2 separate regions of the Mus musculus genome follow, and region 1 is linked to region 2. Evidence: chromatin loops called from intact Hi-C (ENCODE). Cell type or tissue: left cerebral cortex. All regions are shown on one strand. Each heading gives the region's core, and the rest is flanking DNA. Links, peaks and the distances in the headings are about the cores only. Region 1 has its middle 19 kb from the start of Arhgap11a. Region 2 overlaps Aqr (aquarius).

Region 1 (12,797 bases), core at 3,202-11,201, 230 kb after region 2:
CCACTTCCCCTCTCAGGATCGTCAGGCAAATAAAAAAGGGTGCATGACAACAGATTCTGAGGAAATCCAGAGAATCAGGAGGACATACTTTAAAACTCTATTTTCCACAAGTTGGAAAATGGATAATTTTCTTGATACATATCACTTACCAAAGTTAAATCAAGACCAGATAAGCACTTTAAACCAACATATAACTCCTAGTGAAACAGAAGCAGTCATTAAAAGACTCCCAACCAAAACAAGCCAAGGGCCTGATGGTTTTAGTGAAGACTTTTTTTTTTTTAAGCCAAGCTTCAAAGAAGAGTCAATGCCAATATTCCTCCAATTTTCCCACAAAATAAAAACAGAAAGAACATTGTATAGTTCTTTTTATGAGGTAGAGTTATCCTGATATCCAAACCAGATAAAAATCCAACAGAGAATTACAGACCAATTTTCTTTATGAATATAGATGTAAAATTTCTTAATAAAATGCTTATAAGACAAATCCAAAAGCAATAAGAAATACCCACTATTTCATTTCAGAGATTAAGAGATGGATTAATTTATATAAATCGATAAATGTAATCCACCATATAAACAAATTAAAAGACCAACCACATGACCATCAGGTAAGATGCAGGAAAGACATTTGTTAAGATTCAACACCCCTTCAAAAGTCCTGGAGAGATTAGGGGCATACCTAAATACAATATAGGCAATGGCAGCAAGCCTATAGCCACAAACACATTTAATGGAGAGAAACTCATAGCAATTCCTCTAACATCAGGAATAAGACAAAGTTGTCCATTCTCATCATATCAACTCAATACACTACTTGAAGTCTTAGCTAGAGCAATAAGACAGCTAAAGGGGATATAAATTGGAAAGGAAAAAGTCAAAGTATTGTTATTTGTGGATAACTTATAGTGTACATAAGTGACCCTAAAAGTTCTACCAGGAAACTCTGATACTACAAAACTTTAGTGAAGTAGCTGGATACAAAACCAACTCACAAAAATCAGTAGCCCTCCTTTATACATATGACAAATGAACTGAGAAAAAAAAGTCTGGAAAAAAACACTTTCAACAATAGTGTCAAATACCTTGGGGTGAATATAAGCAAACAAGTGAAAGTCTTGTATGGTAAAAACTGCAAGTCTTTGAAAAAAGAAATTGAAGAAGATCTCAGAAGGTGGAAAAACCTGCCATGCTCATGCATTGTTAGGATTAATATAGTAAAAATGGCCATCCTACCAAAAGCAATCTACAGATTCAATGAAATCCCCATCGAAATTCCAACACAATTCTTCACAGATCTTGAAAGGACAATTTTCAGCTAAATATGGAAACATAAAAAACTCAGGATAGCTAAAATAAAAAATTCTGAATTTAAAAAATAAAGACAACTGAGGTATCACCATCTTTGATTTCAAGTTGTACTACAGAGCTATAGTGGCAAGAACAGTATGGAAATGGAACAGATGTGTCAATCAATGGGATCAAGTTGAAAACCCAGACATAAATCTACATGCATATGAACACCTGATTTTTGATGAAAAAGACAGAAATACACACTGAGGGAAAAAAAAAAGCATGTTCAGTAAATGGAGCTGGTCAAGCTGGCTGTGGCTGCATGAAGAAGATTCCAACTAGATCCATACTTAGCACTATGCACAAAACTCAGCTCCAAATATATGGAAGAACCAACATAAAACCAGATACACCAAATCTGATAGGAGAGAAAGTGGGGAATAGCTTGGAATTCCTTGGCACAGGAAAAAGAGAAAGCAGAGAAAGCTGCACTAAAGACTGTGTTACATTCTGACAAGAGATCAGCTACATGTCGCCCATGTCCTGACAAGTTGTGAGGTTGAATTAAAAAGTAATGGACCCCTTTGTTTGGTGGAGAAATTTTTCAGAATAGCCTAACATTGGGGCTGGGCATGTTTGCTACTGCTTGCTTTTAGCCCCTCTGCAGTGAAAATGGAGAAAATGGAAGAGACTAATGTTAAACCAGTGAGGTTTGAGAGCACCTGAGTGCGTTTAAAGCTGTGAGCAAGGAAGCACTGACAATGTGGAAGTGGAGAGAGAGAGATTAGTGTGTGCACTTCACCCTGGGACAACAGGGAAGGTGCTTTAAAGGAAAGATGCCACTTTTCGAAGCCCACAGAACCTAAGAATGCAAACTCACTTGAGAGATCTTTCCTTGTAAGAAGACAGAACCTTCGGGATGTCACACTTGAACAGGGCTACCGGGGGAAGTGTTTTGTTTTATTTTGTTTTATTTCTGTGTAGACACTCAGAGGCCACTGTGACAGTAGTAAAAGGGGATGAGCTGTGTGAAGCTAGCAGCCAAGCCTAGCATTATCCATTTGGTGTTGATTTTGCAGGTGTGGACTCGATAATCAATGTTTATACTAAGGTTCCTGAGAAAGACAACACCCTAGGGTCAGATGACCTATAAGGTGCCCCTGATGACCTGGGTAAATCTATGGTGTATCTGAGTAGAGTATGAAGTTTTTGTGAAGGCTGAATAGCAGTGGAGACTTCCTGATGAGGGACATGTCAGGGATGTGCTATATCTGCTAAGAGAAGCTGTAGGCAGTAAGTGGAACATGTTATATCTTGTAGCCAACAAAGCCCTAGAAGTCCAATTCCCCAAACCTGTTTTGGCCTAACTAAGCAGTTGTCAACCTGTGGGTCCTGACCCCAACTCTTTCACAGGAATTTCCCAAGACCATCAGAAAACACAGACATTTACATTATGATTCATAACAGTGGCAAAATTACAGTTACAAAGTAGCAAATGAAAATCATGTAATGTGAATCAGCACAACATGAGGAACTGTATTAAAGGGTCACAGCATTAGGAAGCTTGAGAACCATTGACCTAGATGATGCCACCACGAGCCCTAATATAGGTCAAGGAGGTACAAAATTTAATGTTTGTTGTGCTAAGTCTCAGTCTTGGACCGGTCTGATCTTTTCTTGCTATGACTCCATTCCTCACTTCTGGAATGGAAATATCCAAGTGTCATCATATATAAAAGTATGTGGCCGGGCAGTGGTGGCACACGCCTTTGATCCCAGCGCTTGGCAGGCAGAGGCAGATGAATCTCTGAGTTTGAGGCCAGCCTGGTCTACAGAGTGAGTTCCAGGACGCTCAGAATCACACAGAGAAACTTTCTCAGAAAAAAATTAAAAGAAAAAGGACAACGTAATTTGTTGTCATATTTTATAGGAATTCACAGCTCAGAGCTTTCCTAGAATCCAGATAGAGACTTGCCCTTTTGAGCAGTGTTGGGACTGGTAAGACTTTGGGGACTCCTGAAGTTGGACTGAATAATTTGGCACATTGAAAAGGCTAAGAGATTATTAGTGGCCAGAGGAGAACTGTCACGTATTGACCAGGGGCTATTCCCCTCAGGCTGATATTTTTGAATACTTGGTCCCCAGCTACCATACTGTTTAGAGTCCTTTGAGACATGAGGCCCACCTGGTAGCTATCCGATACTATGGCTCCATCAGTCCAGCTCAAGGCTTTCTCCCTTAAGTTGTTTTGGTTCTACATTCTCTCTTTGTTCCACAAACAAACATACTCAAAATCAACCAGGTTGGACTTGATCTCACAGAGTACTGTGTGCATCTGCCTCCTGAGTACTGGGATTAAAGGTGTGAGCTATCAGGTCTGGCAAGAAATGCACTTTTATTTGGTACCATCTGCATAAACATATGTGTGACCAGAAAGGGAACTCCCACACTTTGGTAGGCCTGCTTGTCCCCACTTCCTGCTTCTACACAGAGAGAAAGAGAATTTCTGCTTCTCCCCAGTAAGCCTGCTGACAGAACTGGTTGAAAAATGGAATTGTGGGAGAGCAACAGTAATGGAGACATGGTTAGAAAGCAACAGTAGCTCAAGGAAGAATGAAATCTTTATGCGAAAGAGCAGGGATCTAAGGAAGTGGGCTCACAGATGCTATTTTTATTTTGAGCATTTCAGGGCAACACAGATTGAGTTAATGATGTATAGCTCCAAGGCAACTCAGAAATGGCAGGGCTCAGACTAGCAGAGATGTACTTCTTGTAGACTAGGGAGAGATGCTGAGGCAGGTCTGGGGGGCTGTGCTGAGCCCCTGGCTGCAGATTCAGAGGCAAAACATACCGTGGCAGGGGATTTCTATCCCCCCCCCCCCAGGCAAGTGGCAATTCGCCTGCCTCTTCTTCTTGTCAGTTTCACAGCTTGGAATCTACTGCTCCATTTCAGTGGTTAAGAACCTTTTATATTGGAGTAGCCCCAGAGGTTCAATGACAGACATGAGCCAAATGAGGGTAGGAAACAATTAAAAAGAACCCTGAATTCCGTTTCACCTCTAGTGTTTATGTCTTCCGAGGGAGACATAGAAGTATGCAGGAAATTTCTAAAACCCTTCTGGGGTACTTTGAGATGCTTCCTATTGTAAAGGATTGCTAAAGACCAAAGAATCTGCGCTGCCTGAGGCTTTCTTTTTGAATGACTGGAGAGTTATTTTAATTTTTTTAAAGGCAGTGAAGATCAATCAAGACATTTTGAAATCTCATCTCAAGTTTCTTCTTGACAAACATTTTTTTCAAATGAACTTTTTATGAAATTATTTAATTTTACCCATATTATTTTAGTATGCCAAAACCTGAATCAAAACTACTTTATGAGCCTCAAAAGTCATTTACATGTGTGGATATGGCTGTGTACATTTTCATATGCACCTATAAGACAATTCTATTCTTTGTGTGTAAAGTGTGTGTGTGTGTGTGTGTGTATGTGTGTGTATACATATGAAAAGTATGCATACACAGAATATATGGAGACCAGAGAAGGAATCAGGTGCCCTCCTCCATTGCTCTCTGCCTTATTCCCTTAAGACAGTATCTCTTGCCCCAGATTGAACCTGAATCCCAGTGTTTGGGCCTGGTTGGCTGGCACATAGTTTCATTGGATCCTCCTGTCTCCACTCCACCAATGTTAGAATTATAAGAACAAACGGCCATGCCTGACTTTTATGTGGGTGTGCCGACTCATACTCAGAGCCTCATAGTTACATAGTAAGTATCCTACCCCCTGAGCCTCTCTATCACCCCTCCCCAGCTCAAGTTCAAGAGATGCCAATTATGTCCTATAGACACAGAAAGGCCCAGGCTCTGTCCTCATTCTCTCCTCCCACTGTGTGAGTGATACCATCCCCTCCTGGGGCTTATTTGTCAGTAGTGATTTCCAAAGCTCTGCATAGGATGTGTGATAGAATGTGACACAGACATGAAAGAGTATGGCAGAGGACATGGCGGTGCTGGTCTGAAATGGCGTAAAGATCTAAGAAGAAGAACTCCCAAGTCTCAATTGTTCTTACAAATTGAACAACAAGAGATGTTAATCCATGATTAGCTTCAAAAGGCATTGCTGGGCTGCACTTAGGATGACTAAGAATTTTAAGAGTGAACTGGAGGTGATGGCATCAACTGATATGAAAAAAAAAAAAACAGGAAGAAGAACAAGCAGGCTGCTGAGGGGTAGACACCAAGACGCTGAGGAGGAGATCAAGGAGCATGGAGAAAACCTATATATCAAGCCAAGGGAACTGTTCATGGAGACACAGTAAGTAAGGTGGACTTGGAGCACCCCAGTAAGATCTGAACCAGGGCAATACAGAGCTGAACGCACTGTGATAAGAAAGGAAAGCCATACTGGTGAATGGCATCATTCAGGGTGAGCACGCAGGGTGGGAGGGGAATGGAGACAAAACCCCAGGGAATCGGAGTCCTTACAGCATGAGTGACATAGGAAACAACTAGGAGACATCCAAGAGGGAGGCACTGTCAGCTAGCCAGGGCAGTGCAATAAAGGCTGAAAACCAGCCAGCCAGCTTGTCTCCCACATTGCTGTCTCCTCAGCAAGAACATTTACAGTGTACTAATGACCATGAGACCCAGACTACAGTGACCCAGGGACAGCGAGGACCAGAACGCCATGGCTAAGGGACACTCTTGCAAGGATTATGTATGAATCCAGTGGGTGGAATAGGGTAGATTAAGAACTTAAGAAAGGTTTTCTCTTGTATTTCTTTTTTGCTGTTCTTTGGTTGGTTGCTTTTCTGAGATGAGTACTTTTTTTTTTTTTTTTTTTTTAGGATAAGAAAAGAACCAATTGAGAAGAAAAAAATTGGAATGGAAAAAAATAGATGAAAAATTGAAATAAGATCCTGAAATGAAAAATGGATGGGCTTATCTGTGCACCTGGAAACATCTCTGTAAAAAGAGGGTGCCTCCTTCAGGGGAAAGAGCTGAGGATAAGTGTTTTGAGCATACACCTCTATACACACATGGAATCATTTCTCTTTGCACTTTACAGCAAGTTCCTTAATTCTCAGGAAGAAGAGGAAAAATAGATTTAGATTTATCCCCACTACTAAAATAACAATAGACATGCAAAACTTATTGCCCGTTTTTCTAATTTGCTCTCTGTTTCTGTGATAAAAACACGTCCCAAAAGCAGTTTGGGAGAGAACAGGGTTTATCTGGCTTACAAGCTACCTGCCCATCCAGTGGGGAAGCCAAAGTAGGAACTCAAGGCAGGAACCTGGAGGCAGAAGTTAGAGCAATACCAAGAGGAAGGCTGCTTGGTGACTTGCTTCTGGTTCATATTCAGCTCTCTTTCTTGCACAACCTAGGTCCAAACTCCTAAGGGTGGAGCTTCCTACAGTGGCTGGGTCTCTTACATTAATCAGCAATCAGAAAATGTCTCACAGACTTTCTCACTGGCCAGTTATTGGAAGCAGTTCTTCCACAGGGTCTTCTTTTTCCCAGATGTGTCACATTGACAACAAACCCAGACCCCTATATATCCATTCTTTTATTGTTATGTGAATGCCATCAAATCATATGTAAAAATTATCTCCCATTTAAGCAAACCAAAAGAAATAGAAGAACTCTCCTAGGCATTACTAATAGGATTCACCATCAAAACAGAATCTGGGTCCATTGATGGCTGGGCTAACAAACCACTCATCAGTCTCTAGTAAAATCTACCACAGTCGCCTCACTGGAAGTAACTAATGCAACTCCATATTTTGCTTTCTCTTTCTCCCTTCTATAAGTTTGGCCATTTTTATAATAGAATGATATATCCCATAATACAAAATATGTATTTAGCTCCATGATATTTATCTCAGTGAATGTATGAATGTATCAAGTTATTTGTCCCATAATACAAAAGTGGTGCCTATGCCCATTCCAGAAGACAAGCTCAGGAAACTTTAAAAGTCACTACAATGATGCTATGGCGAAACTGTCTCATCTGCTACAGGCCACATCATGTTCTACTGCTAGAGAAAAGAGGATAGAATCTGCTTTAGAACATTAGAGTCAAGACCATAAAAGAGTCCCTAGGGATCTAGGCTGCTAAAGCACCCCTGAAACCCAGGCACTCATGAGACTGGAGGATCATGAACCCAAGAGTTCTTGGGTTACTTAGAGAATTGAGAAATGACTTGGAAAAAGTTTACACCATTATTCATTCTCCTCTTCTTCTATAACTTCTGATGCAAGTCACTATCCTTTTAACCTGAACAGCTTTTGCTTGCCATCACAAGTGGAATTATTAATCAAATTTAGTGCACTCCCATGGATCTTCTGGCTAAGTAAATAAGTATAGAGTCGAGAGCTTTGAGCCTACTCATGAACTAAAATTACCTGAAACCAAAATTATTTTATGTTCCCTTACTCCCCTCTGCTGGTGATGTCTAGTATAGTTCTTAGTTACTGTAAAATTAAATTGATATGTGCATTAATTTTGCTTTAAAATTATTTTTTAAATGTACCATTTTAGTTTAAAATTCATAAAACTATTAATTAGAAGAGGTCATTGGTCGATCTTTAGGTATCTTTTCAGTACACCCTGCCCCAACAATATGAGATACATGCTCAAAAGAATGGAGCTTGGTACAATGTGAAGTGTATTTGGACACAAAATAATAATTATAAAATTAATTTATTTACAAGTTAAAATAGCTCACTTTCTTGGCTATTCACAATACAAACCATTCTTACATTTGCTCCCTCTTATAACAATGCCATGTGATAGGTATCCACACCATGAAATCCATAACTTATTCTCCTAAGAAGCAGTTGGAATCATGTGGGCAGCTTCAAATGATTCTAAAGTGAATTTCCGTATCTTTTGACATTGTCATTTCTTTCCACAAGGCTTTTCCTCTTTTCTCCATGATGACATCAATCTCCTCCTTTGAAAAAAATAAAGCAGTTGGGACATTTAAGCATCTCACCTCTCAGGACAATATGAAGAAAGTGATCCTAAAACTAACCAGCCTATTACGGGAAATTGGACTTTACTGAGGGATACTTTTCCTCAGGGAGATTTCCTATAGTCAGGCAAGGTGACTTAGCAACCAAGGTTAGTATGTCCTCACAGGAATAACTGGAACTTTACCAATAAGAATTCTGTATTAGTTGAGCAGTGGTGGCACACGCCTTTAATCGCAGCACTTGGGAGACAGAGGCAGGCAGATTTCTAAGTTTGAGACCAGCCTGGTCTAAAGAGTGAGTTCCAGAACAGCCAGGGCTATACAGAGAAACTCTGTCTCGGAAAAAAAAGAGAACTGTGTATTAGACTGAACACAGACGTAAGGTTTAATGTGTTGGGATGTACAGTTTTATTCTCCAAGTTTTAGCTTTCTTGTCTGTAAGTGGGGATAACAGCCTCTTCCTAGGTGTGCAGTGAGGACTAACAACTGACATGCTGTGTTGAACATATGCTGCTCCTTACCTCCTAGTGCCTTGGTGGAACTTCTTAGATGGTTACAGAATTTAAATTTTGCCAGAGACTAGACAAAAACATCACAGACTTTTGCAGTTTTGAGGCTATGCAGAAGAACAACTCTTTCTAGAGACTGTTCCCTAGAAATATTTCCAAGTCATGCCCCCTTCCTGTTTTATACCGATGTGCCTAAGGATACAGAGCCTTTTCTGGTGGAAGTACAGATGGGAGATGGCCACTCAGCCTCTTCATGTATTTCTACTTACTTTCTTCCTGAGTTGTAAAGCTGCTATCTGTAGTTAATAGTCACTTCTGCTTGTCATCTCTGCTGCATGGTCAGTGAACACTAGCTCATGAATTTGAGTCAGTTAATGTCATAAAATCATGCAGCTGGTGGCTGGTATCCCTTAAAAATAGCCCCGTCTTAACCATTGGGCCAGAATGAAGACATCTCAACATTGGTCCCATTAGAGCTTTTTTTCTTTCCTTGAATTTTCAGGAAAGTTTGTAAAACAAGAATAATGTGTCTGCTGCATAATCACAGGACCTGAGTTTGGACCCTCTTCCCTGTTGCTAAGCACTTGGAGGTGAAGTTCAGCAGCATCCAAGCAGCAGAAGAGATGGTCATTCAAGAAAGATGCTGAGAAGAGTCAACAGGGGGCAACACATGTGAAGGAGGCCTTTTCCTTCCTTTCAGCATCTCATACAACTTCAAAAATATGTCATAAAAATATTTAACATCGATTGAGGCATTTGATATACCAGACAAAATGTTGGGACTACAACATGAGTTGCATTGAGGAGGAGAGGGGGAGAGGGGGAAAGAGGGAGAGGGAGAGGGAGAGGGAGAGGGAGAGGGAGAGGGAGAGGGAGAGGGAGAGGGAGAGGGAGAGGGAAACCCTCCTAATAACTTAGTGATGTAGATTGTCTTGCCTATAAGGATTTTTTTTTCCCAAGACAGGGTTGCGTCTGTAGCCCTGGCTGTCCTAGAACTCATTCTGTAGCCCAGGCTAGGCTCAAATTCAGTGATGTCCCTGCCAGTCACCCAAGTACCTAAAGGCATGTGACACAATGCCCATCTTACTTACTTTAAGAATCACAGGTGCTAGGTGATGGTGGCACACACCTTTAATCCTGGTATTTCAGAGGCAGAGGCAGGCAGATCTCTTTGAGTTCAAGGCCAACCTGTCTATGGTTTGAGTTCTAGGACAGTCAGGGCTAAATAGAGAAACCCTGTCTTGAAACACCAAAAGAAAAAAAAAAAGTTACAGAAGTTATAAATCACCCATGACTAAGTGGTAGAGCTGGAATTTTAGCCCCAGTTGTTTGACAACACTCTCCAAGGTCATCAAAATATCCTGTTCTGATTTCCTAATTCTAAGAGTATAAGCAACAGAGGTCCGTGTTGCTGACTTTTGAGCCCATCATTGTGTTCATAGTCTGTACTGCTGCAGTCAATGACCTGCTCATTCCTGGGCGATTTAGACTCCTCTACCAAGTAGCACTGGATGGGGACCTTCCCAGCAGCTCGTCCAGTTTTTCTTAGCAGCATGCTGTAATTTGAGGTTCTGTTCTCCTTTCACGGGGGTCTTGGTCTAAAGGTTCCCTCTGATGGCCCCTGCTATCTTCCCTTTCTACTTTAAAGTGCTTCCCTCTAATAGCTCTCTTGTACATCTGTTTGTCTTAGCATCTGCTTCTTGGAAAGCCCAAAGAACACATCATCCATGCTGTGTTTCGGAGATTAGTTTAAAACTCTAGACTACTTATGCAAGGGCTAAGTGGAAACTGCTAGGGAGGCTTTGGATCAGAGTCCTGGTTTCATTTCTATTTCTGAGATAATACACTGACAAAAAGCAACTCAGGGTAGGAAGGGTTTATTTGGGTTTGCAACGCTAGGTTACGGTCCATCACTTGAGGAAAGTCAGAGGGAAAGAAGCTGGTCACATCATATCTACTGTCCCAACTGAAGAGAAATGAATGCATGCTTACTTAGTGCTCATACACTGCCCAGGGCCCCAAATCCAGGAATGGTGTCTTCCTACATTAATTATAGCAATCAAGACAATCTCTCATGGGTAGATCCACAGGCAAATCAAATCTAGGTAACCTGTCACTAAGTTAATGACTCATTGAGATTCTCTTTCTTGGTAATTCTAGATTGTGTCAAATCTGTAAACTAGCCACCACACAAACAATATTTTTAAAAGGGTGTGTGTGTGTGTGTGTGTGTGTGTGTGTGTGTGTGTGAGAGAGAGAGAGAGAGAGAGAGAGAGAGAGAGAGAGAGAGAGTAGGTGCCTGTGGAATCCAGAGACATTAGATCTTTCTGGAGCTAGAATTATAGGTGGTTATGAGCTGTGAGATGTTGGCACTAGGAAACAAACTAGGGTTCTTTGCAAGGGGTTTGAATGAGAATGTGCCCCACAGGCTCACATGTTTGAATATTTGGTCCCCAGTTGGTAGAACTATTTGAGAAGAATTAGGAAGTGTGGCCTTATTCAAGGAGATGTATAGCTGGGGGAAACTTTTGTGTTTTCAAAAGCCAGCCAGTATCATTCCCAGTTAGTTTTCTGTCTTCCTCCTAGCTGTGGATCAAGATATAAGCTCTCAAATGCTCCTTCTGCCATGCCTTTGCTCTACAATCATGAACTCTAACCTTCTGAAAATGTACTCTCCAGTTAAACACTTTCTTTTATACATTGTCTTAGACATGGTGTATTATCACAACAATAGAAAAGTAATTAAGTCAAGCTGTATACACTCCTAACTGCTGAGCTAGCTCTCCAGCCTCAAACATTCTACTTTAAGTCATAACCTTCTGACATTGTCTCCAAAATCTCATATTTTGTTTTTATATAGAATTTTAAAAATTATTTTTAATATTATTTTTATTTTATGTGTATGATAGCACTGTCTGCATAAATGCCTGCAGGCCATAAGAGGTCATAAGATTCCATTATACATGGTTGTGAGATGCCATGTGGTTGTTGGGAATTGAACTCAGGATCTCTGGAAGAACAGCCAGTGCTCTTAACTACTGAGACATCTCTGCAGCTCCCCTTATTTTTTAAAATAATATAAAATACAATTCAGCCAGGCAGTGGTGGCGCATGCCTTTAATCCTAGCACTTGGGAGGCAGAGACAGGTGGATTTCTGAGTTCGAGGCCACCCTGGCCTACAGAGTGAGTTCCAAGACAGCCAGGGCTACACAGAGAAACCCTGTCTCAAACAAACAAACAAACAAACAAACAAACAAACAAAACCAATTCAATTTTAAAAGCCTGAGGGCCATAACTCCAATACTTTAAAAATCCAAACTTTCTTAACGATGATACCATATAAAATAAAGAACAAGTTTATACTTTCAAAATATAATTACACAGAACAAACATTTTTATCCAAAAATGTAAAAACAAAGGTATAGCAAGTAACCAATCATACCAAAGAAAGACATGCCCATCATCTGGAGCTCACAGTGTAATTTTCCTGGCTCCAAAGGGCTAAGTAGTCTACCCTTCCCTGTCATCTGCTGCACACACAACTTCTCTCTCAGGTTTAGACTATTGTACCACATACCTCCACCTCTCTTGGTAGACATCCCATGGTCCTGTCAACTATAGATCCTGGAATCTGCCCTGCAACTGAAACCTTACCTTCACAGCCCCATTAAATGTCTTCTCAGGGGCTTCTGCAGAGGGCCTCTAATCCTGTCACATGGTACCAATCTCACCCACTCTCCATAACCTCTTGTTTTCTCATGCTGTCAAAACAGAACCACATGGATGGTATGGACATCTCTAGGTTCTGTTAGGAGCTGAACATATAGCCAACCCAAATTGGACCGAAGTTGTGTCTTCCTTTGTGTGCTGACTCCAAGGGAATACTTTCCCACTGTTTCAGTGAACCACAGGAGTTTTCACTTTAGTGATGCTGATCCTTTAAAAACCACAGCTGCTTCTTCAGCCCTAGTCTCATCAGAACACACACATTCTTAGCCAAAATAGTCATAGAAA
Region 2 (12,797 bases), core at 2,970-10,969:
TTTTCTACCTAGACTCAGCCGGCCGCTTTCCAGCCCTATAAAAGCCCGCTGTGATCGAGACAGAATGACTCCAACAGGGAAATTGTTTGGGGTCAATTTGGGAAAATTAGCACCTTACCAGTTTCAAGTCTGTCTCTTTGTGAACATTGTGTGTCTGCATCTCTTAGCTCTGCTCTGAGAGCCCATTGCTATTCTGAGTGGTACTTTTAAAATATTTTCAAATTTCCGACTGGCTAACAAAGTCCAGGAGGAAAGAAGCTATGGCTCTGCCCCAGGCTGTCAAGGCATTGAGAACAACTGGAGGCCTGAGCTCCCCTCCTTCCCCGCCATGTCCTGGTCTTAAGATTGGCTCTCCTCACAGCTGCCTCAGTGAAGGTGAACCTTGTGCTGATGTGGCAGTTGATCCTAACCAACGACTGCACTTTCTTGGAAGCCCTACCAAAAATTCCTTTAAAACTCATAACTTTTCATGTGGGTTTTTATTGATTTGTGACTTGTAGGCATAGTCTTTGGCATAAGCAGAACCAAGGTCATCGTTTCAAAGGTGCCAAATTGGTCCTATAAGATGGATAGCAGTGTTTGGAAAACTGTAGCACAAGCAGTGTGTTCACAGCGTGGTGTAATATGAGAGCCTGATCAGCTTCGAGAGCCAGTGTTCTTGACTCTCACATTCATCTGTATTTTTTTATTAGACTTTCTTACAACTGCCACCTGCCATGGTGGAAGAAGGTGAGGAAGGTCAGAGCCAAGAAACAGAAATGGAAGCAGAAGAAGAAACCGTGTCTGCTCAAGGTAACCTCACACCCAGTCCAGCGGATGCCAGCCTGAGTCAAGAGACCCCAGCCGCTCAGCCTGACTGCTCCAGTCAGACAGAAGACACCTCTGCCCCGTGTGACATTGCTACTGCAGCTGAGCCTGTCTCTGCAGCAGCAGAAGCTGCCACCCCACAAGATGCAGAGTCTGTCCCCACAGAGACCGAGTAGCCTATCTGCAGCACAGCCTGGGACATTCCATTTATAAACTCTAAGTGAGGTTACCTTTTGAATTTCATACTTAGTTACTGTATGACTTTAATAACACCAGCTAATTTCAGTACTTATGGTTTTTAGCTGGTTTCCTTATTTTGTATATTTTTTATTTGTAAATATTAAAAATAACTCTAGTTTCATTTGTTCATTCAGAAGAGAAAATAATTTTGATTGCTGAATGTATCTGAGGTAATCCCTGCATTAAAATCATTTTCTATCAAACATGTAAGGCATACTTGCCCTTTTTTCTTTTCGGGGTTTCATGTAGCTCAAACTGGCCTTGAACTCCCTGTGCAGCTCAAGATGACTTCAAACTCCTAACCTCCTGCTCCCTCCTCACTACTGCTGCGATTGCATGCACTCTGCCAAACTCGATCGTATGCTCTGCTGAGGATCAGACCCAAGCAAGCGCTTACAGCGAGCTTCATCCGTGATATACTTCACGTCTAGTAAACTTCTCTACAAAAAGGGGCATAAGACACTAGAATTTACTCTCAGTGTTCCAGGTGGGGGGCACCATCCATAAGACACTAGAATTAACTCTCAGCGTTCCAGGTTGGGGGGGCACCATCCATAAGACACTAGAATTTACTCTCAGCGTTCCAGGTGGGGAGCGCCACCTTTTCTCCACCCACCCTGTCAGCTTCTCAAGCCTAGTGGCCTCCCCTCCCCCCTTTCTTTCTGTAAGGACATAAAGAGCCACAGGGGAAAGCCCTTTGCAATCTATCCAAGAGCCTGCTCATGTTTTTTCCTCTGGATCTGAAAGTGATTTAGTCACCCATGTACATGTGACCCATGGGCAGCGTGCAGCCAAGGACGGCACTTATACAGCCCAATAAAATTTTCAAGTGTTTTGCAGTTTTTAAAAAGTATGTGCTTTTTAAGAATTGCTTAGCTTCATTTTCTATGTATATGGGGGTTTGCTTGCATGTATGTCTGTGTACCACATGCATAGAAGTCAGAAGAGGCTATCAAATTCCCAGGAACTGGAGTTAACAGATGCTTGTTAGCCCCCATGAGGGTGCTGCAAATTGAACCCTGGCCACCAATACTCTTAACCCCTAAGCCACTTTAGCGCATTTGTGGTGTTCTTAAGAAAGAACTTTGTTACAATGTCAAAAGGTTGGACATGTCTATTTCTTCGTTGGAGTCTTGTGTATTGGTAGGGCCCACTTGAGACCTGAGGAAGTAGAACCTTAGACATAGGGCAGGTTCTCCACGCCACAGTTATCAGATAAGACTAGTGAAACAACTAGGGTTCACCATCCAGCTGAAAGCGAAGACTGTTGCAGCACCCAAGTCTGGGTGTGATAGTGATTGAACCTGGCTCCTATGTGCAGTGGAAGCCTGCTAATGCAGCCTTCTGAGTTCTGTGCCCTGTTGAACTTTGTTGGTCAAATGGACAGATGCCTTAGGACTTTGTTACAGAAGTGTAGGCATCCAGCCAGCAGCTGTAGTGGTGTTCTGAAGTTGTTTAGAGAAGTAGAAGTTCAGGCTCTCTGTTCATCTAAATCTACAAAGCAACTGGGTCCCCTGTTGGCTCCAGCACTTCGTGGCTTGAGAGGCTCTCTGCACAGATTACTGTCTGTCCTTGTGAATGTCGCTGTGGTGCTGGAATTAACAATGAACGGAGCTAATGTTTTCTGACAAGCGACCTCTTCTGATGAGGACCCTGGGCATGGTGGCGGGAGTGGAAGACAGGGCTGCGCATGTATCCATGGGAAGCAGGAATGGCTGCTATTATTCCTCCTTCTTGATCTGCCAGAGTTGTAGTGGGAAACATTCACATAGTGTCTCCCCTCTAGTGCCTCTCCCTATAGACTTCACCTTATCCAAAGGACCTTTAAAGACAGAACCACACTGAGATCCCTCTAATCCTGGCAGTGCCAAGAAATGGTGGACTCATAACCCAAAAACTCAAGTCAACTATATGTTGAATAAATATCTGTTCAGCTCCCAGGCTACAGGAGCCACTCTCAGCCCACAGTGTGCACCAGAACACTTGTATAAATGTTGAGTGTGGAGAGGATGAAGGGACGGAAATGCCCAACATAAAGCCCTGACCTATTTTCTTATCAGAGTGAGGATCAAGCCAGATAGTCGGTTACGTAATTCCTCTGATACAAGAGTTTGAAACAGGTGAGGGCATGTGTGTGAGGAGCTGCACTCACAGAATTATTTTCATTTTGAATATACAGTAGCAGGCTCTGCAAGAAGGAAAGCAGCTTTGCTGCATTACGGGGGTTTCCTGGAAAAGATTCTTTCCCGCCACCTGTTACTAGATAGGAATTAAGATACCAGCAATGAAACAAGCCCAGGTCTGGACTGTCATTGTCTGCCTGCGTGACCATGGTTGGTTTGCTTGGTTTTGGGGGTTTGGGCGTTTTTTTCTTTTTGTTTTTGTTTGTATGTGTGGGGGAGTTGTTTTCTGGCTCTTTATATCATACTAAAAATCAAAGCAAGGTGGACACTGGCTAAGTATTTAGTCAAAGGAAATAAAAGATGATGATGAATTGGAACTGGGGTTTCAATTTTAAATCATTCATTCACCATGAAAGTCAAAGAGATAGAGTTGATAGCGAACAGGGGGATTTTAGTAGCAATTGAAAGAGATTTGCCTTTGCCCCTCCCCTCTCTTTCCCTCTCTCTAAGAATGACTAAACAGCATTGGGAGGCCTACTTGAAGAGAGTGGTTAGATAGATCCACGTTCAAATCCTAAAGATGTGTTTTGCTTATGTTCTAAAATGAGAATGCATGAGCGATTACTGCACAAACTCTGGGGTTCCGGTTTGGTTTGGAGTTGGGGCAGACATGAGATCGGTGTTCCCCCATCTCTCCAGACCATGTGTCAGATTTGAACTTGTCATGGCTTGGGAATCTACTTTTAAAAAGAGACCTGGAATATGTGTGCCCAGAGAGTGATCACGAAACTGAGCAGTTAACATAGTAATCTGTTTTTCGTTTTGTTTTGTTTTTTTTTCCTCACCAAATTCTGAGTTACAAAAGTTCTTTATGACAGCAGAGAATAAAGGCTCCGATTGATTTGGGCAAATGGCTGAAAAGATCTAAACGTTACCAGGGTTTCTAAGTTAGTGTGATGATAAAAGTCGAGATGTTTTACTGGATACTGAAACACTATAAATGGCTCATTTTCAATCTATAAAAAGTAGTTAGTTTATGATTATAGCAAACATGGGTCATGTAAGACAGACTGGACTCATTGAGAACAGAGTCAGATTTTACCTAGTTGTTTATTAGACATTGACCTGACCTTAGGCAAATATAATCTCTCTAAGCCCTGATTTTGTTTTGTTTTGTTTTGTTTTGTTTTGTTTTGTTTTGTTTGTTTTTTGTTTTAAATCTACCAAACCATGAAAAAATTGTTCAGGAGTTTCTGTTTGGTTTTGTATACTGAATATAAAACTATCTGGTAACCTATATGCTTGGTAAGTGCCACTCACTTGGTAAATGGACTCGAGTTCTCCAAAAGCATTGTGACTTGTGGGCTGTTGCCAGTTAAGCTCTGGCTGCTGCTAGTATCTGAATTCCTGTCCGTGGAGCACAGCGCTGCGGTTGGATGATAAGGCAGACACATGGTGACAGTTGACCTTTGAGACTCATCAGAGACATGGCTACTGACTACATACAACAGTGAGTCCATCATAACATGACCTGAAACTAAAATTCTAGTAGCAGAGTATGACCAGAAAGAAGTCAATAGGTCCCACCATACTTCTGATATATGGAGCTTTTGGTCTGGGTAATTACTGTAGATTCTAAGTCTAAAGACAATGTATGGTCCTACCCTTGGAGTGGATTTATTGTTCATTTGCTTTGATTTGTGACTTTCATGTGCTATTTTCTTCTTATCTTGTACTCATCTACATAGTATTTTTAGAGATGTTTGTTCAATTAAGAGCATAGAAAAAGATTTTTAAAAAATTACTAATACTGACCATTTTGCACAAGCCAGAAGAGCACTTAAAGATAACAGTGCCATGCTTCCTGGCAAAGTGTTTGGTGGTTAGCCTTGGTAATTATGAAGCAATCATGTTAATAGATGTTTAAGGAGAATGGAACTGGAGCTGTGCTGAAGCTGAGGATGGAAATGAAGACATGTGAGACTTTTCATCCACTGGTGCTCGTTAGCATCCCAGAAGGGTTTTAATTAAGTGGATCTAGGAGCTTTGGATGCTCTAGTTTTCCTTCCTCAGAAGAAACCCTTAGCTCAGTCTTCCAGAACGAGCCTCAGATCACACCATGGTGAAGGCTGCTGGTGTGTCAACTTTACTCGGCTCTCTGCTGTTTGCCTTATTTATTTCCATGCCCAATATATACAGTGATATCTGATCCCACTATTTCTCAGAAAATGCTACCCTTAAATAATACTATGAACAGCGTGTTCCATGGTCAAACTCACTCGGGCATCAAAATTAATTATTCCCCCTTTACAGAATCACAATGCATTAGTAGCTAATTATAGGTTCAGAGAAGACCTGCTATAAAGAATCATATTTAACTTCTTCAAGCCTAGCATTTCTCAAGCTTGAGATTAGAGCAGAGGAGTTCTGCTTTTGTTTCTTTAATAAGCTACCTTATATAGCTACTTCCTCAATCTATGGCTTGGGAACCGTTATCTCTATATCAGTATGAGCTCATACTCTCCCATTAGATAATAAAACCCAAATATATTTTTCAGTGAGGAAGTCTGAGGTGAAATGGTTTGTGTAAAATGTTATAATCCAATATCATTGAGTGTCATATGGCATTACTAGCAGCATCCTGAATGTGCAGTTGTAATGAAAATTTAGCCTATGTGCCATGGCGTCTGTTTACATTTTAATTTGGAGCTCCAAATTTTCACACCACCCCTTTCCTCCTAATTCCTACCATACAGTAAAAGCTCGTGTTACCAACTTCGTTCCTTTTTCCTTAAAAAGTTTAAATTTCAAAAATGTAAGAATTAATTATTCAACTAGTAGGGTTTAGCCCAAAGAAAATTGATGGAGATTCATATAATTTCCTTCCATAAGGATTTTTAACACATAGCATGACATGCTGAAGTCTTGTGGTTGATAACTCCTCTCATGATTCACTTCTCCGACTGACTTTACACCATACTTCCTTTGTCTTGCAATCTAAGCTAAGATGATAGAGGTTTCTCTTTGGAGCTGCCTGTGTGTGTCAGGCAACAATGGCAGAAGCAACCCCAGTGGTTTGTAAATAAGAAGCCCAAGGCCTTGAGTGATTTGCTTTTAGGGCAGCACAATTAACTTGAGATCTAGGCAAATACCCCAGTATAGATGCGCTTGCTTGAGACAATTCCAAGTAGAAGAGGCAGCACTCAAGCTTTGCACGTAAGTCGACAGGACTAAAGCTTTGCTGTCAGGGTTAGCATCCCAGAGGAGCCTGGGTTACAAAGACCAGAAGGAAATAAAGCACCTGTAGAAAAGATGGTCTGATTAAATAGTGTTTATACTAATAGGTGAGTGCCAAATTAGTGTTTGTTTTGGTTTGAAACAGACATGAGCCGCACATAATGGGCAGAAACCCTACTAAGCCTTCCTCGGTGCTTCCAACATGCTAATTAATTATGTAGAAGTCATGGTCTGTTTAAGCAGTGGCAGAGCAGGTTACAAAACAAACTGAATGTGAGTTCTAGTAAGGAGGCCCTTAGCACTCACTGAGATCTATGGTTTCATCTACCCTTGTAGGTTTACTGGTTCAGCCGACAGTCAGCATTCAGTCTCAAACCCAACGCCTGTGTGTGCTGGCTGAAAAGTATGTCAGTGTGCCTTAAAGCTCCCAAGAGCTTTCTAAAACAATTCTCAGCAAGATGATCTTTCTCAGCTACAAAAATAAGTTCTGAAGCTGCTGCTGCCAATCTGTCTCCCACTCAACTTCTTCCTTTTTGAATCACTCAACTTTGGAGGAGATTGGCTCTTCCTAGATAGTTCCTGGAAGGCAACCGTAGAAGACACTAGATAAAGACCTCTGTAGCCACAATTTCCTGGACGAATGACTTACGCATGTGTAGCTCCATTTAGTTTTCAGCCTCGCTACTGATTAGAATCAAAAGGAGTGTAGGAGACCTGTCTGGTCCAAGCACTGAATAGGGTAGCCCACGTTTGCAGCAGGCATGTGTTTTCTGGCTCTTCTGACATCTGATGCCTTGAGCCTACTCCTCTTGTCTCCATGTCTCAACCTCATCTCCAAGCTTCTCTTGTGCTCCTGAAACCCTGTGCTACATCCCAGCTTCTGACAACTCTTCTTGCTTCTTTTGGAGTCTACAGATGTTAGCTCTTTTCTGGTGTTGCTGAAAATGGCATCTGTGTTTTCATCTTCTAGTTTCTCTGTGGTTTTTTGGATCATTTCCCATAGGAAAAGGACCAAATACTGACTTTGAGTGATGAAAATAGATGGCCACAATGAACTTGCTTAAAAAGAATTCAGGGGCTACACAGATGGCTCAGCAGTTAGGAATGCTTCCTGCTCTTGCAGATCACATGGCAGCTCACAACTTCCTAGAACTCCAGCTCCAGGGCATCTGATGCCCTCTTCTGGCCTCCAGGGTCACCGGCATGCAAATGATGCTCATGAACTCATACAGTCACACACACACACACACACACACACACAACACACACACACACACACACACACACACACACTAAAGAATTCTGAAGAAAGTTCTAGACACTGTTCTTTACATTTCAATATGATTTTCATATGTCACTGTAGATACAAGAAAAATGCAACACATAAAACTCCTATGTGTCACTCCCAGCAATTGAGGTTTATGAATAACCCTTTTTAAGATATGCACGTTTGTATGTTTGTGCTTACACATGTTCATGAGAGGATGTTCACATGTGTGCCTGTAGAGGTGTGGTTTGAGTGAGAATGACCCTCATAGGCTCATATTTGAATGCTTGGCTACACAGCGCGTGGAACTGTTTGGAAAGTCTTAGGGTTATGGCCCTGTTGGAGGAGGTATGTTAGTGGTAGTTAGCTTTGGGATTTCAAAAGCCCACACCATTCCCAGCAAGCTCCATCAGAAAAGTACTTTACTAACTGAGCCATTTCCCTGTCCCCAAAAAAGTGTGTACATTTTAAATCCCAGTATGATTATATATTTGTGTTGAGCATTCTGTAGCTATTGTTGGAATCATAGAACTATAAAAGTATCGTCTCTTCCTAATGAATAGATAGGCTTCTTCTGCTACTTTGTATTCTGCCTTTATTTTAAATGTTTCTTGTCATATAGTAATACACTTACACCATATTTGCCTTTCCCCTGCTGTCTTGATACCCTCCCCATGTCCTTTTGTTGGGGCTTGGATTATGAGCAGCATACCCTTCTTCAGCTAATAAATACTGCATTTCCGGCAGAAGGCAGAAGATTCCCAAGTGACCAGCAAAGTGTGCTGTGTCATTCACAGCAGAGCAGCATGAGCATCAGTGTTTGAGTCAGTTCTTCTCACTCCCTAGACCTACAGGAATGAGGACAGTGGATCGTGAGAAACATGGGAATCCCTCCGCTCTTACAGCACAGCACCAAGTCTGTCTGCTCTCTGTCCCCGAGGGAGGCATATCCTCATCCCTCTAGGTTTCCTGCTACAAATGCAGCCCTCGTGAGAAATGCCTGGGTGGAGAGCAGCTGTCTGTTACACACACACATGCACATGCTCATACACACACACACACACCACCGTGGGGAAGCGGAAGCGCAAGCAACGCGTTCAGAGGTCCTCTGTGGTCATGAGAGCATCTGTTTCTCTTTGTAATTCTGTCATTTTTTGCTCTCCTTGTTTTAAGGATGTATTATGTATATGTACAGATTTCTAATCACAATTCCTTTCCAACTAGAGTGGCGTTTATAATCAGGAAGGGGACTTAACTCTTGCAAGGTTTCTTGTCTCCCTCCAGTGCTTTACTGAGTGCTGACTTAATTCTCCCAGTTTTCCTTCGCTCACGTGCTCCCTGGCATAGCTTTTCACACTCCCTTGGATAATTCTGTATCCTTATATTTAAGCGTTTTCTTCTGAAAGCAGCCCGTGTCATCAGACAGTGTTTATATTTCAAATAGATTAGGTCACTTAACTGTAAATACTTTACTATATTTAGGTGTTTTCAATATTTCAATGTTCCCTGGTTTTCCTCTTTCCTTGTTCCCCTTGCATATATAAAGTACTTTTTTAATTTCCCCCTTTCCGTGCCTCACTGCTAACATATTCTTCTAGTTATCCCAAAGACTACTAGAGGCATTCTTGACTTACCCATTCCACTTCCCAGATAATGCTAAGTCCTTATAAAACTGACTGCATTGGCCCGCCCCCCCTTACTATCCATATAAATGTTATCTCTACAAAAATGTCCATGTTTTAATTAAAAATGTAACTATTGTTATTGCTTTCTGAGTTAATTTTCATTTCCCAACCACGCATTTGCCACACTCCTTGCTCTTCTTTTCTTCCTACACTCTGTGCACCTGACTGAAACAATTTTCTCTATGAGGAATTAAATCCCTTCATTATTTCCTGTGGCTCACGTATACTCCTGACACTGTCTGTTTTTGTATTTCTGGAGATGTCTTCCTTTCACCTTTGATGTTGAAAAGTGTTTTCACTGCATCTAGAATTCTATAGGCTTGGTTGTTATACTTTGAGTGCTGAAAAACATCATTTCAATTTTTTATCCCTTCTCTGTTTCTCCTTGGAAAAGTTGGCACCTCCTCTTCCTGGCTTCTTATAGATGTGGTCTGTTTTTATTGGCTGCTCAATGCTTCACACACCTGTCTTACACACATTGCTGCCCACCTTTGGCTCTGTTCTATGTGATGACATAACTCATTCTCCATAATTCCCATTCTGGCTTTTTTATTGATGTTCTTTGGGTTTTTTGTTTTTGTTTTTTGTTTTTGTTTTTTTAGCAAACTCTAATGCTTGGGTGACACTTGTATCTTGTCATCTATTTTCTTCACATTCTTTGGCATTTCTAGTACCTGGGTGGCCTGTCAGTATTTTTATTCTGTTCATTCTATTTTTTTCAGTCTATAGAAACATAGGTGCCTGGCATTGTATTCAAATGTTGCACGGGATGGACCCCCTTCTCTTGCCACATGGTCATCAGTCCTCTCTGTGTGGGATGGGATGGATGATCATCTGACTCTTTGGACCATCTTTGCTCATGAGAGTCAATGATTCCATTGAAGCCACGCCTTCTATATTTTAATCACTGTAATTATAAATGAATGCACATCATTCTTATTTAAACCTTATTTTAAAGTGCTTGTGAATCTAGAATCAGAGAAATCTCTGTTGGCATTTATTCTTAATTTCCACTACGGTCTATTTAATTTAGAATACAACAGGCCCTGGGCTCAGGCTTGTGGCTGACCATTGTGTGATTTATGACCAGAAAGGCCAGTCTCCTTCTAGAATGAGAAACAAACCAAGCAGACACTATTTCATCCTAATAGGATGTGTGGTCGCACAGGCATCTCTTGTCTACTCTGCTTATATAATTCAGGAGAACACTTAGCACAGTTTAACAGACTTCTTCTCAGAGAGGGCCCGGGCGTGCAGCACCCTGCCAACTTGCCCATTAGTTATGGAGAAAAACCACTTGTATTCTGAAATTGCATATCAAACCAGGCAATCACCACACAGAAATAGCCCAGTGAAAAGAAAGCGCTGCTATATTTGAAGCCTTAATCATGTGTATTTATAGACCTCGGTTTAGTTCTGTTTGAAAATTTTCACATTATACAGTAGCATTACGATTCCTAACCAACCAGAGGGTGAAAGGATGCGACGTTTGGTCTACTTAATTTTCTGAGTAAGTTAAACCTAGTCACAAAGAATTTTTCTGGTCACCCCTTCCTTACTGAATGTACTTCAAAAATTGCTTTAGTCATCTCCTACGTCTATTGCTTATTGGGGGCTGGTGCAATATGGCAGTATCACCAATTCATAACAGATCATGTAAAAACATAAGCACTAGAGAGTCCACCTATGGCATTGTCTTGGTTTGTTTCTCTATTGGTGTGATAAAATCCTGACCAAAGGTAACTTGGAGAGGAAAGGGTATGGTTGGTATATAGGTCCACCATGAAGGGAAGCCTAGGCAGGAACCTGGGGGCAGGAACTAAATGAGACCACAGAGGAATTCTACTCGCAGGCTTACACATTCAGCCATCTGTCTTACATAGCTCGGGCCCACCTGCCTGGAAGTGGCGATGCTCACTGTGTCCTGGGCCCTCCTCCGTCCATTAGCAATCCAGAAACTATCCTAACAGACATGTCCACAGCTCAGTCTGACTAGAAGCAATTGCTCAACTGAGATTCCTTCTTCCCAGGCCTAGCTAGTTTATGTCAAGTTGACTAGAGCTAACCAGTACAAGCATGCCCTCAACACTAGCTTTGAGGGTAGCCACTCTTCCCCATCTCCTCATCACTTATGCTGTCAAGGGAAGGCCCCAGTGAGCAAGCAGGGAAAAGGAGTATACTATGAGTGGGCAGCAGTGTAGGTCCTGATTCAAGACTTGGCCCAGGACATTCAAAGGAATATAGGAGATAGAAGCTGGAGAGGAGGCCAGAAAACTGGACACATATATAAACTGAGGGGTATCTTTTTTTTTTTTCTGACAGTATCCTATAGTCCAGTTCTCCTCTGAATGTTCTGAGTTCTTTATCAAACTTGTGACCTCTTCCTCAGTCCGCAAGCTCAGTTGACTTAGCATGTTTTCCTCTCTGGTATTCCCCTCTACATTACCATGGGAGCCAGTCCCATATCTGCCTGTATCTTTCTTCTCTATACATGCTCAGTGACTTCCATTGTCCAGCACTTGTACACAGGAAAACCTGGCAAAGATGGAATTCTGTGTATGCTGCCTCATGTCCACACATGCAACTGAAATTGTGGCTGGCGGGACTGTGAGAGCAAATTTGAATTTAACGATAGATAATTCTAACAGCTGCATATAACTTGTGTTACATGCAGTTAGACAACCCATCGTTTCTTTCCTTTTTTTTTTCTTTTCTTTTTAGCCTTTCAGGAAAGCTCTAATTCTTTTGTAGACAATTTCCCATGAAAGATTCATTTTATTTTAAAAATTCAGCAGTGATATTTCCATGAGAACGCTAAAGTTTGATGGTTCAGTAGAAGCTATTCATGCTTGTTTTCTTAGCCAAGGACCCACAACCTAGAGACTAAAGTCCATTTCCACTCTGGAACTGTGTTGCTCAACACATGGACAATGCCCTAGGCCTCAAACAAGGCTGAATGAGCTGATTGTTCCTAGGTACAGGGACAGACTGCAGGCATCACTGAGGACCAGGAAAAGTGCCAAGAGTTGGTCCCAGTAGGCAATGCAAAATGTCAAGTGGCATCATGTCAGAGCAAAACCAGACAGAACATGGTGTCAGGGAGGGGGAGGCAGTGTCCTACACACCAAGGTCTACGAATGAGGTGGTGGTGGCACTAGTTCTGGGACATGTGACATAGGAGTAGAGCGTTATTTAAGATTAGAGCTGCATTTCTCAACCTGTGGGTAGTGACCCTTTGGGGAGGAACTGAATGACCCTTTCACTTCATGTGAGGTCACCACAACATGAGGAACTATATTAAAGAGTTGTAGCATTAGGAAGGTTGAGAACCGCTGAATTAGAAGGAGTAGGTGTGGTCTTTATCCAAAGAACTATGTTACTGGAGGTGGGGTTTAAGATTTCAAAAGCCCACACCAACCCAAGCATTTTACTCTCTGT

The links. A loop is a pair of places that touch in the nucleus more often than their neighbours do. Peaks named below come from ENCODE experiments on the same cell type or tissue, not always from the same donor. Only the 100,000 strongest peaks of a DNase experiment are listed, where the experiment ranks them.
Region 1: a loop joins it to region 2, with 5 times the contacts of the local background. A loop is called at or near these places in 5 of 42 quality-filtered maps.

The regions. Positions count from the first base shown.
Region 1 is chr2:113,861,280-113,874,076 of GRCm38, reverse strand. No RefSeq gene overlaps it. Among named protein-coding and RNA genes, the nearest start is that of Arhgap11a, 19 kb to the right of the region's middle. In left cerebral cortex, for the core only: a CTCF peak has its summit at 7,748 (motif pointing left); DNase peaks (open chromatin) are centred at 3,767 and 7,669.
Region 2 is chr2:114,089,625-114,102,421 of GRCm38, reverse strand. Aqr (aquarius) reads left to right here. Exons shown (of 35, transcript NM_009702.3): 35 at 693-1,261. The coding sequence ends at 983. Among named protein-coding and RNA genes, the nearest start is that of n-TDgtc2, 7.3 kb to the left of the region's middle. In left cerebral cortex, for the core only: no CTCF peak of the experiment used is centred there; DNase peaks (open chromatin) are centred at 6,880, 7,393, 8,601 and 10,685.